2 separate regions of the Homo sapiens genome follow, and region 2 is linked to region 1. Evidence: chromatin contacts called from ENCODE Hi-C data. All regions are on one chromosome and are shown on one strand. Each heading gives the region's core, a stretch centred on a gene start or an enhancer-like site at or near the end of the contact. The rest is flanking DNA. Distances are from core to core; before and after follow the strand shown. Region 1 holds the start of SH3RF3 (SH3 domain containing ring finger 3). Region 2 holds the start of CCDC138 (coiled-coil domain containing 138).

The links. Hi-C counts contacts between places; a loop is a spot of excess contacts on that map. Pooled maps may share reads with other maps.
Region 2: a map of CD4-positive, alpha-beta T cell shows a loop between it and region 1 (2.3-fold over the local background). The contact joins the promoter of CCDC138 here to the promoter of SH3RF3 in region 1. A Hi-C loop is called at or near these places in 2 of 168 maps with a recorded cell type or tissue (CD4-positive, alpha-beta T cell and naive thymus-derived CD4-positive, alpha-beta T cell) and 7 of 50 pooled maps.

What each region holds. Positions count from the first base shown.
Region 1 is chr2:109,126,075-109,131,472 of GRCh38, forward strand. It overlaps SH3RF3 (SH3 domain containing ring finger 3), which reads left to right and starts at 3,131. Exons shown (of 10, transcript NM_001099289.3): 1 at 3,131-4,039. The coding sequence starts at 3,467. It overlaps SH3RF3-AS1 (SH3RF3 antisense RNA 1), which reads right to left and starts at 4,045. Exons shown (of 1, transcript NR_029193.1): 1 at 1,253-4,045. It also overlaps a transcript of RANBP2 not described here. RefSeq lists silencers at 2,347-2,406, 2,787-2,856, 2,867-2,916, 2,947-3,146.
Region 2 is chr2:108,784,008-108,789,503 of GRCh38, forward strand. CCDC138 (coiled-coil domain containing 138) reads left to right here and starts at 2,764. Exons shown (of 15, transcript NM_144978.3): 1 at 2,764-2,908; 2 at 4,025-4,082; 3 at 4,845-4,959. The coding sequence starts at 2,816. It overlaps RANBP2 (RAN binding protein 2), which reads left to right. Exons shown (of 29, transcript NM_006267.5): 29 at 1-1,802. RefSeq lists a silencer at 2,573-3,162.

The DNA.
Region 1 (5,398 bases), core at 1,881-4,380:
GGCTGGAGCTGGGCAGCAGCTACTTCCTCTGAAGGGTGCAGACAAAGCTCACTGCAGTCCCCACCAGGCCCTGTTGCCTGGGGTTCACCCTGCTTCGTTAATTTCATGCCCTGCCCAGTCACTGTGGACATCTGGGTGCATAGTCTGTGTGTCCTGTGGGTGCTGGTTATGGCAGGGGCAAAAGGGGTAAAGTGGAGAGAGAAGAAAGCTGGGAAAGGTGGGCTTAAGTGGCTCTCTCTTGCTCTTGTCTGTCTTGGGTCGTGCAAGATAAAGATGTACTGAGGGCAGAGATGTGGCGGTGAGCTTCTGGCACGGGCATCTGTGGTTCTGACTGCCCAGCACGGCAATTCTTCTGGAAATTCTCACTTCTCCTGTGTGACTACAGAGAGTGCTGCCAGGTTCCAGATGATCCTGCTCCTGTGGCCAAGGCACACGGGTCCAAAGAGTGACCACTGGTCCATACTAGTGATAGAGTTTTAGAACTTCCAGGAGTGGCTGATGTTGTTGGAAGAAAGGCTCATGAAGATTTGACCGCATTTTCTGTCATGTGGGTTGGGAAGCAGAGGCAGCTGGTGCAAGAAAGTGAAGGGTTGAGTCATCAACTAGAGACAGGGACAGCAACACACACTGCAGGCTCTATCTGTGCTAATCTGGCTCAGCTCTTAGCCTGGGATCCTATGAGATGCCTCGTATTATTAGTGTATATTCTGCTCCCTTTAAAATTTACCTAGAGTTGGTTTCTGTTGCTTGCAACCAAAAGCACCAGGGCATGTCGTCACAGGCCGTCCTTGCTCTCTGTGAGCCCTTCCAGTGCCTGATGGGTCCCCTCTTTATGCTCCCCCTTGTCTACCATCTGCTCTTGGATCAAGCATCCTGGGTGCTCTAAAAAATTCCCCTTGTTCCTGAGCAAGGGTAAGAGTGAAAGGTGGCTCATGTGAACATGTTTCCATGCACTGCGAGGTGTGTGCCCTTCCTTCGGCCCTCAAGGGAAGCCAGGCAGCTCTGGGATGCTTTCCATCTCACCCTGTTGTTGGCGCTGATGTAAATCATACAGATGGAAATCCACATTGCTGAGAGACATCCAGGTTAAGAAAGCCACCTGCTGCTATCAGAAGCAAAGTTTCCAGGGACTAGCATCCTGATATAAGCACAGGATATGTGTAATTGAGATACTAAGATCTGCCTTCAAATCACCAGTAGGTGATGAGAGAGAGAGAGAGAGAGAGGGAGAGAGAGAAAGAGAGACGTATCCTTTCATTAATTCTACAAATATTTATTGAACACCTACTATATGCTAGTCACTGCCCTAGGCACTAAGGATATTACAGTAGAAAAGATCTGTAGCTTACAGAGAGCTTACATTCTAATGGCATGTAAACTTTATGTGTTAGTTCTGTGGATACAAAAATGAAAATTCAGCCCCAATGGCTTTACAAGTATGAATATCACTTTCCTCATTTGTAAAATGAGTTTAAAATAATTATCACAGGTTGGGCACCGTGGCTGGCGCCTGTACTCCCAGCACTTTGTGAAGATGAGGTTGGAGGATCTCTTGAGCCCAGGAGTTTGAGACTAGCCTGGGCAACATAAGGAGACCCTGTCGCTACAAAAAATTTAAATTAAAAATTTAGCCAGGCGTGGTGGCGCACCTGTAGTTTCAACTATTCAGGAGGCTGAGGTGAAAGGATGGCTTGAGCCCAAGAGTTTGAGGCTGCAGTGAGCCGTGATAGCACCCCGCGCTCTAGCCTGCCTGACAGAACGAGATCCTGTCTAAAGCTATGGAAGTAAATATAAATAAATAAAATAATTATCTGGCAGAGCTGTTTAGAGGATTAAATAATATATAGCACGCTCTTGGCCTTTTAGCCTCAACAAATACTACTTTTTTCCTTAATAATAACAGAAAGATCATACAACTTCACAAACCACAAGGACAGGCTGGCCGATAGGCAGGCCCCCCACGACTCTTCTGATGTTAGCCCTGACTGAACTCGCTGTGCAGCGTCCAACCAATCCTGGTTTGTGCTGGGCCCTGGACTGGAACCCAGCCCTTCCCGACGGGAACGCAAAGCGGCCACGAGGGGGCAGCGCACGGCAGGGAATCTTCGCCGCCGACCCCAGCCCACCGCCAAACTTCCCTGCTGCTCTCGGTCCTCCTGTACGTACTTCCGTTGCTCTGACGCTCCCAGAAGCCGGGGCGTCGGGAAGGAGAGCGCGAATTCACCCTCCTCTGCGCCTCCGTAGGAAAAAATTGGAGCGGGGGTTCACGAGACTGCGCCGCGGCGGGCGCTAGAGCCCCTCGCACAGCGTCGCCAAGGGTGCGGCGTGGAGCCGGGCGCCTGGCGCCAGGGTGCTGGTCGGCGGGCAGCGGCGCCAGCCTCCGACCCGCGACTCCGGCGAGCCAAGGCTGCGCCGGGAGGAGTCGGCGCGGGCCCCGGGGTGCCCCCTTCAACTGGAGCGCCTTCCCCTCCTGCCTTGCGGCGCATCCCCACACCTACACCGGAACGAAGCTCCGGGGCTGTCACTTCTGCGCGCTTCTCGGAAAGGAGTCTGAACTGGGAGCGCTCCGGGGGGTCGTCGGGGAGGATGCCCGGGCGTCGGCTGTGTCCCCAAGCTGCTCGCCGGCGCTGGCGAGGAAGGCAGTCGGGATAACGCCGCCCAAACTTTCCTTCGCAGCAGCGTTGGCAGGAAACGTCCCTCTCTGAGGCTCACGAAAAGCCGAAAAAGACTCGGACGCTTGGAGGAGGCAGGGCCAAGCCTGCGCAGGAGAGGTTCCCCGGAGCCCTGGAGATGTCCTAGGGGACCAGGCTAATCGCCGGCTTGCGCCCAAGCGAAGGGAAGTCCTGCAGGCACGGCGCCTCCTTCCCTGAGCCCCGCAGTGACCGTGACCTCCGCGCGCACCCCCGCGCACGTGCTCGCGGCCGAGGAAGAGGAACGGTCCTGCTGAATCCTCTGGAGGACAGCGACTAGCGAGCAGGCCAGGGGCGCATGGAGGTGCCGCGGGGGCGGTGCGGCTCGCCAGCTGCGCGGAGGAGCGTGCACGCCGCGCCCCGGCCTCCCCGGGGACCTGGCCGGCCGCTGCCCGCACTTCCTGCCGCTGGTCTCCCAGGCGCGAGCCGCCGCTTGCAGCACAGAACCCGTTGAGCTTCGTGCCCGGCAGCACCCCCGGTCCCCCGCGCGGGGCGGACTTGCGGCGGGACAGGTGTAGCCCGCAGCCGCAGGCGCTGCGCTCAGGACTGGGCGGGCTCGGCTGGCCGGTCCCCGCCACGCAGGCCGGTCCCCGCCACGCAGGCCGGTCGGTGAGCCACTTCGCACCGCCACAGCCCTAGCATCGGGCCACCAGCCGGGGTGAAGAAAGTCACGGCGGAGCCCGGCTCCCCAGTCCTGATGCTGGCTGCCGGTGGCGGGCTCCACGCCGGCCCCGGGACCTAGGCAGCCGCGCGAGACCGCTGCGGGCGCCTCCCCCATGCTGCTCGGAGCGTCCTGGCTGTGCGCATCCAAGGCGGCCGCCGCTGCTGCGCAGAGCGAGGGCGACGAGGACAGGCCAGGCGAGCGACGGCGGCGTCGGGCGGCGGCCACCGCCGCGGGGGCGGGCGAGGACATGGACGAGTCGTCGCTGCTGGACCTGCTGGAGTGCTCCGTGTGTCTGGAGCGCCTGGACACCACGGCCAAGGTGCTGCCATGCCAACACACTTTCTGCCGCCGCTGCCTGGAGAGCATCGTGTGCTCGCGCCACGAGCTGCGCTGCCCCGAGTGCCGCATCCTGGTGGGCTGCGGCGTGGACGAACTGCCCGCCAACATCTTGCTGGTGCGACTGCTGGACGGCATCCGTCAGCGGCCCCGCGCGGGCACCAGCCCCGGCGGCAGCCCGCCCGCGCGTCCCATCCCAGGCCAGAGTGCGGCCCCCACGCTCGCGGGCGGCGGGGGCGGCGCGGCAGGCAGCACCCCGGGTTCCCCGGTTTTCCTCTCCGCGGCCGCGGGCAGCACCGCCGGCAGTCTGCGGGAGCTGGCGACCAGCAGGACCGCGCCGGCGGCAAAGGTGAGTATCTGTCTCGGCGGAAGTGGCCACGGCACGTGGGAGTGTGTGGGTGGGTGCTTGGGCGTGGGGGGCAGTGATGAGGTGCGGAGGAGACCACGGGTGGTCCTGCGTTGGCCCACTCCGCTGTTGCTCTTCCTCCAACTTCGCTTGCTTGGTGGCGGCATCCGGCCCCTGGGCAGCTCGCCGCTTGTTCACGTGTGTCCCATCCTCCTGTGGAGTGGGCACGCCTTCCTGTCCCGTCGCTCACCCCCGATTCCTTGGCCGGACTTGTTACCCTGCCTCTTAAACTTAGCATCGCCCTTGCGTCTCCCTAGAAACGGGGACCTTCTTCCTCTGGGTCCCCAGACACTCCCTCTGCACACCCTGGGCCTGCCTAGAGAAAAGTTAGCCCTTAACGTTTCTGACAGGGCTCTGATGGCTGCTCTGGGAAGCCCGCGGGCCTCCTGCCTGCGGTGTGGCTAAGGAGGGGAGGGCAGAAGGCAGAGTGGGACTGGGGTTTGGAGGAATGCTTCTAGTAGTCTGGAAGGAGTTAATCTGGAGGCCCCAGGAGCCTTTTGACCCAGCCCTTTTGGACTTGGCAGTGTCTAACCAGAAGCCAAGGTCTTCTCCTGGGCTCCCAGGCAGGGTTGCATTCCCACGGGGGTCATTTATATTTATTATTATTATTTTTGGTACAGCCGCATTTTAGGGCCTTCGCTGCTTCTGTTTTAGACGAAAGATCTTCTCTGGATGGCTTCAATGATTTGGTTTTAAAAGCTTCTTACAGCTTCTTATTACACACCCTTGCCACCTTGTGAACAGTTACCAGGAGAGAGGGCATGGGATGCTGGTTTAAATGAGAAAAGAAAGGACCCGGGTTTTGTTAATTTCTTTAAATGGAGAAAAGCACTTAAATGTTAAAAAAAATACATTATCTATTGGAATAATCATTTGCTTTAGAAACACAACTTTATTCCTCTACTTTTGACCATTTAAGGAGTTGGTGATGCCTAGTCCTTCCACTATGTGTAATCCTGAAATGCTGGGAACATTCTAGCACCTGGATTAGGCAGTACTGCAAATCTCTAAGGTTAAGGTTAGGAACTTAAACCCTTGGATGTTGAGCTTGAGTTAAATGCCATACTTTGCTGCAATGGGTTTTTTTTTCTATGGATCAGGAAGAATGGGGACAGTCAAGGATAGTCACTGGGGGTCACTTGGGGGGCACTGCTGAAGGGGAATTTTTTTCTTTGGTTTTAATTGTGATTAAATCCAGCTAAATGCTTGCGTTAGAAATTTTCAAACTTTTCCTTCCTGGCCTTGCTGTTTTTGATGTAAGGTATTTATAATTAAATATCTTTATTTGCAGAATAAGTGGGT
Region 2 (5,496 bases), core at 1,514-4,013, 340 kb before region 1:
TTTACAAATGTAAAATTGCAGCTTATAGCTGTTGTCACTTTTTAATGTGTTATAATTGACCTTGCATGGTGTGAAATAAAAGTTTAAACACTGGTGTATTTCAGGTGTACTTGTGTTTATGTACTCCTGACGTATTAAAATGGAATAATACTAATCTTGTTAAAAGCAATAGACCTCAAACTATTGAAGGAATATGATATATGCAATTTAATTTTAATTCCTTTTAAGATATTTGGACTTCCTGCATGGATATACTTACCATTTGAATAAAGGGACCACAACTTGGATAATTTAATTTTAGGTTTGAAATATATTTGGTAATCTTAACTATTGGTGTACTCATTTATGCATAGAGACTCGTTTATGAATGGGTAGAGCCACAGAACGTATAGAGTTAACCAAAGTGCTCTTCTCTAGAATCTTTACACCTCCTGTGTGGTTACAAGTTAACTTTGTAAGTAGCGTACCTTCCTTCCTTAAAATATCTAGCTTCCTGTGCCCTTTCATAGATATTCGATTAATTTTTACATTTTAAACAAGTTGACTATTTCCTTTAGGGGTTTTGTTTCAAACTTTTCTGTCATCTGTCTCTACTACCTCAGAAACTGCAGCTTGGTTCTGATGATAGAAATTGAATTTTTCCTTGTAGTTATTGTGATAAAGTATGAATATTTTTAGAAAGTCTATACCATGTTCTTTCGTTAAAGATTTGCTTTATACAAGATTGTTGCAGTACCTTTTTCTGGTAAATTTTGTAGCAGAAATAAAATGACAATTCCTAAGAGCCACTGACATCCAAAAAATTCATTACTTACGCTTCGGGTTCATTCTAAAGTAAGGAAGACAATTTAAAGGCAGTAAATTCAAACTGCTGCATAATTTCCAGAGCTCCTAGTTTCTCAAGTTTGATACACACCAAAAACGTATTTGGAAATGGCTTGTATCAAATGTTAGGCAAATTGCTAAAGAAAAGAGGATGTTCTTATTGGCCTACTCAATATGGAACTACAAAGAATCCAGGTAGAACACAAAATTTTGTATATTGCAATTATGAATATTGACTGTCTTCCACCCATCTGTGTTCTTTCGGGTGAAATTACCTCATTTTATTTAGTGAGGAAAGACAGGTTTATTCCCTGTTACATGGGGATTTGGAAATTGGGTATCCTAAAGCAAGTAACTGTTCAACCACCAGTCAAAAGAGGGGAGGGATGTTGTGCGAGTAATGAGTGATGGTATACCATCACCATTCCACTCGGCCACAAAGCCAGATACTTGAAATAAACCTACTCCAAATGTATCAGTTCAGTCTTGAACCATGGATTACATATGTTTACACTAAATATTTCAAATTGGCTTATTTGGAAATCTATGTAATATAAACTGATGTAAAGTGTGTTGTAACTTTTCAGCTGAGACAGTTGATGCCTTCGTCATGATTTTAGAATAAATTCTTAAGTTAATGCAAGTGCTTTTTAAGAGACTTTTTACAGATTTGTATGCTTTCCTAAAGCACTAAAGTTACAAATTAAAAAGCTTTAAAAACTTTGACCAAAAATTTGACAAAATGACATGTAAACTGACTTTTCCCGTATTAGTATTCCAAAGATGCTTAAAAGTGGCTTGTGGCATTTATGAGAAAGTCTTTGTGTCACATTTCAGGAAAGGACTTTGATTTCTCTTTGTTATTTAATCACTGATGTGGTCTAAACCCACGATAATATGTATCTTTCCTTTTAAACTGGATTTTATGTTGTCTCATTAAAATCTGCTTAAAGATAGAATAAAATTCATTATTTGTACATCTTAAGTGGTACTTTATGGCAAAAAGTATGGCCTAAGTAATTTTCAGATAATAACTGCTGAAGTACAGATTTTATAAAACTTGGGCATTTGGGAACTTTAATCCAGAGAATTTAGGAGTTGTTAGTCCAGAGATGCAGCTGACAGTCACAATTTAGAAAGTAAAAGATTACACCACTGTAATTTTATGAATGAGAAAAATGAAGTGGTTGTACAGTTCCCCTCAGTCAGTTTTGTTTAACATAGGTTTTCAGGTTGATGTATACTATGTACTATGGTTAGCACTGTTGTAGGTATTGGCAAAAGCTTTTTTCTTTTCAAAAAAAAAAAGTTTTTTTTCCAGGGTGCTTACATTCTAACTATTCTTTTTAATACCCTGTTATACCCCATATGGAACACAGGGAAAGTGAGGTAATCTGCAATGTCTATGCTCAGCTTTCCCTTTTTTTTTTTTTTTTTAACTTTAAGAGATGGGAGTCTTGCTATGTTACCCAAGATAGATGTAACTCTCAGGCTCAAAGCAATGCTCCCGCCTCAGCCTCCTTAGCAGCCGGGACTACACGCGCGCCACCACTCCCGGCTCAGATATACTCTTGGTTTTTCTTTTATATGGCAGTTAGCAAAGGTCACTTCTGATGGAACGACCGGTCTATGTGGTGAGCGCAACGCACACCAAACTTAACAGGTTAAATGGAGCTGGAGCGGAGCGCTGCAGGCAGGTGCGGGGCCTCGGTGCCCCTCAACCCGTGGCACCCAGGCAGCCGGGGCAGGACTATCGCGGGGAGATGCAATACTACTCAGTTACGAGGTGTGTAGTGCTAGCACGAGAAACTTGGAGGACGCGCTGACAAGCCGGGCTGCAGTCTCCGGGTCGCCCCGCCCCGCCCTTTCCCTGCCGCCGTGCGTGCCTCGGGGGGGCGGGGTCTGGCACGTCGTGACGCACTGCGGCCGCGTAGCGCCGCGGGTTTGATGAACGCGGTTCCCGGGGAGACTGGTACGGTTGCTGTGTGCTATGGAGCCGAGGGTCGTCAAGCCACCGGGGCAGGATTTAGTAGTGGAGAGTCTCAAAAGCCGCTACGGACTCGGGGGCAGCTGCCCCGACGAGGTGAAGCCGCCGCCTGAGGTCCGCGGGTGGGCTCCTGCTGCTGGGGGGCGGCCCGCTCCGTGCCCCGCGCAGCCGGCCTGGGGGCGCGCAGCGGCTCTGGTCCCGGCCCCGGCACTCCCGCCGTGGCTGCGGCTTGGGCCTCGTGGAAGCAGGCGGGAGGGGCGGGCGTTGCGCTGCGGGGGTGCGGGGGTGCCGCTTCACCTATGCCTCTGTGTTCCTGGTATACTGGGCATGGTGTGGTGTTGGAGAAAGTGCTATTCAGCTTTTTTTTGCAGTGATGTGAGTGGAGTTGTGAAAACAATTGAATTGCTTTTTAAAAGCGGCTTATTTCGAAATAATTTCGGACTTACTCAAAAGTTGCTGCAGTATTACCAAGAATTCCCTTGTACCCTCACTTGCATTCACAAATTAATATTTTGCCACATTGGCTTTACCATTCGTTCTCTCCCCTTCCCTCCCTACAAACGCATTTTTTCCCTTTGAACTATTTGAGGGTGATTTGCAGGCATCATGCCCCTTTACCTCTGAATAGAAATAACTTGTGCATTTTTCCTAAGCATAAGGACGTTGTCTTTTAATAACCACAGTAATATTTTCAGGAAATTTAGAATTGGTATAATATTTGGTAATCTAGAGTTCATAAGAAATTTCAGCAATTATCTCGATAAAACCTTTTATAGGAAAATTTTTTCCTAGTGCAGATCCGACCCAAGAACGAGCATTGATTGTATTTGATTGTCCTTTTTGTTGCCTTTAATCTGGAACAGGTTCACAGCCTTTGTTTTCTGTAAGGTTGTTTTTTTTTTGAGAAGTGTAAGAATTATTTATTGGATTGTTTCTCCGTTTGGGTTTATCTTATAGATGCTTCTTCGTTAGATTGATTATGCATTTTTGGCAGGAGCATGAGATGAGTGATGTGTGGCCTGCTGTGGGGAGGAACATGACGTTGGTTTGTCACATTATTGATGATATTAGTTTTGATCACTTGGTTAAGATGGTGTCTACAAGATTTCTCCACTCTAACCTTTGTAATTAATACATAATTTGTGGGGAAATATTTTGAGACAGTAAATTGATTTTTAGTATACAAATTAAATCTTTTCTTTTTTTTTTTAGTATGATTTTTCAAATTTTTATCAGTCTAAGTATAAGAGAAGAACTCTAACCTCCCCAGGTAAGCCGGTATTTTGTATATTTGGGGGTTTCAAAAATTTAATTTGAGGCTGGGCGCGGTGGCTCACGCCTGTAATCCCAGCACTTTGGGAGGCCGAGGCAGGCGAATCACCTGAGGTCAGGAGTTCGAGACCACTCAGGCCAACATAGTGAAATCCCGTCTCTACTAAAGATACAAAAAATTAGCCGAGCATGGTGGCGGGCGCCTGTAATCCCAACTGCTGGGAAGGCTGAGGCAGGAGAATCGGTTGAACCCGGGAGGCAGAGGTTGCAGTGAGCCGAGATGGCGCCACTACACTCCAGCCTGGGCAACAAGAGCGAAACTCAGTCTCAAAAAAGAAAAAAATAGGCTGCGCGCGGTGGCTCACGCCTGTAATCCCAGCACTTTGGGAGGCGAGGCGGGCGGATCACGAGGTCAGGAGATGGAGACCATCCTAGCTAACACGGTGAAACCCCGTCTCTACTAAAAAAAATACAAAAAATTAGCCGGGTGTGGTGGCGGGCTCCTGTAGTCCCGGCTACTCAGGAGGCTGAGGCAGGAGAATGGGGTGAACCCGGGAGACGGAGCTTGCAGTGAGCCGAGATTGCGCCACTGCACTCCAGCCTGGGTGACAGAGCGAGACTCCGTCTCAAAGAAAAAAAAAGAAAAAAAAATTTGAGAGAGAAGATTTTAAAAATAGTATTATTTAGACTTATGGCCAGTGCCAGATATTTTGTGATATATTGTTGTGGTAATCTTTCATGGTTTCTTTGTCGTTGACAGGTGATTTGGATATCTACTCTGGAGATAAAGTTGGTTCATCGTTAAAATATTCTGATGAAAGCAAGCATTGTAGAACACCATTGGGCAGCTTATTCAAGCACGTAAATGTGAATTGGTAAAGTACCCTGAAACTTTACTGTTGCTACCCCCTCAGTATCTCAAAAAACTGAGAAAGAGAAAAGGGCAGGTTATATTTTTGCTCTTTCCTGAGGACAAGTATGAGGACAAGTATAAGGCAGTCTGGAGCCTGCTAAATAGTTGAAGCGAGTCACTTATTAATTTTTACTGAGAATCTCTGTAATAAAAGCATAGACCTAGCATTATATTTAGTGGCATAATGGAAAGTTATTTATATAATGTAAAAGATGAAAAAATATATTTTTATGGTTATTCATTCAGGACCCAAATGAAGACTCTGCTCCCTTTCTTTAAAAATTTTTTTTTAGAAAAGGAACTATGGGCCAGGTGCGGTGGCTCACGCCTGTAATCCCAGCACTTTGGGAGGCCGAGGCGGGTGGATCACCTGAGGTCAGGAGTTTGAGACCATCCTGGCCAACATGGTGAAATCCCGTTTCTACTAAAAAATAGAAAAATTAGCCAGGCTTGGTGGTGTGCGTCTGGAATCTCAGCGACTTGAGAGGCAGAGGCAGGA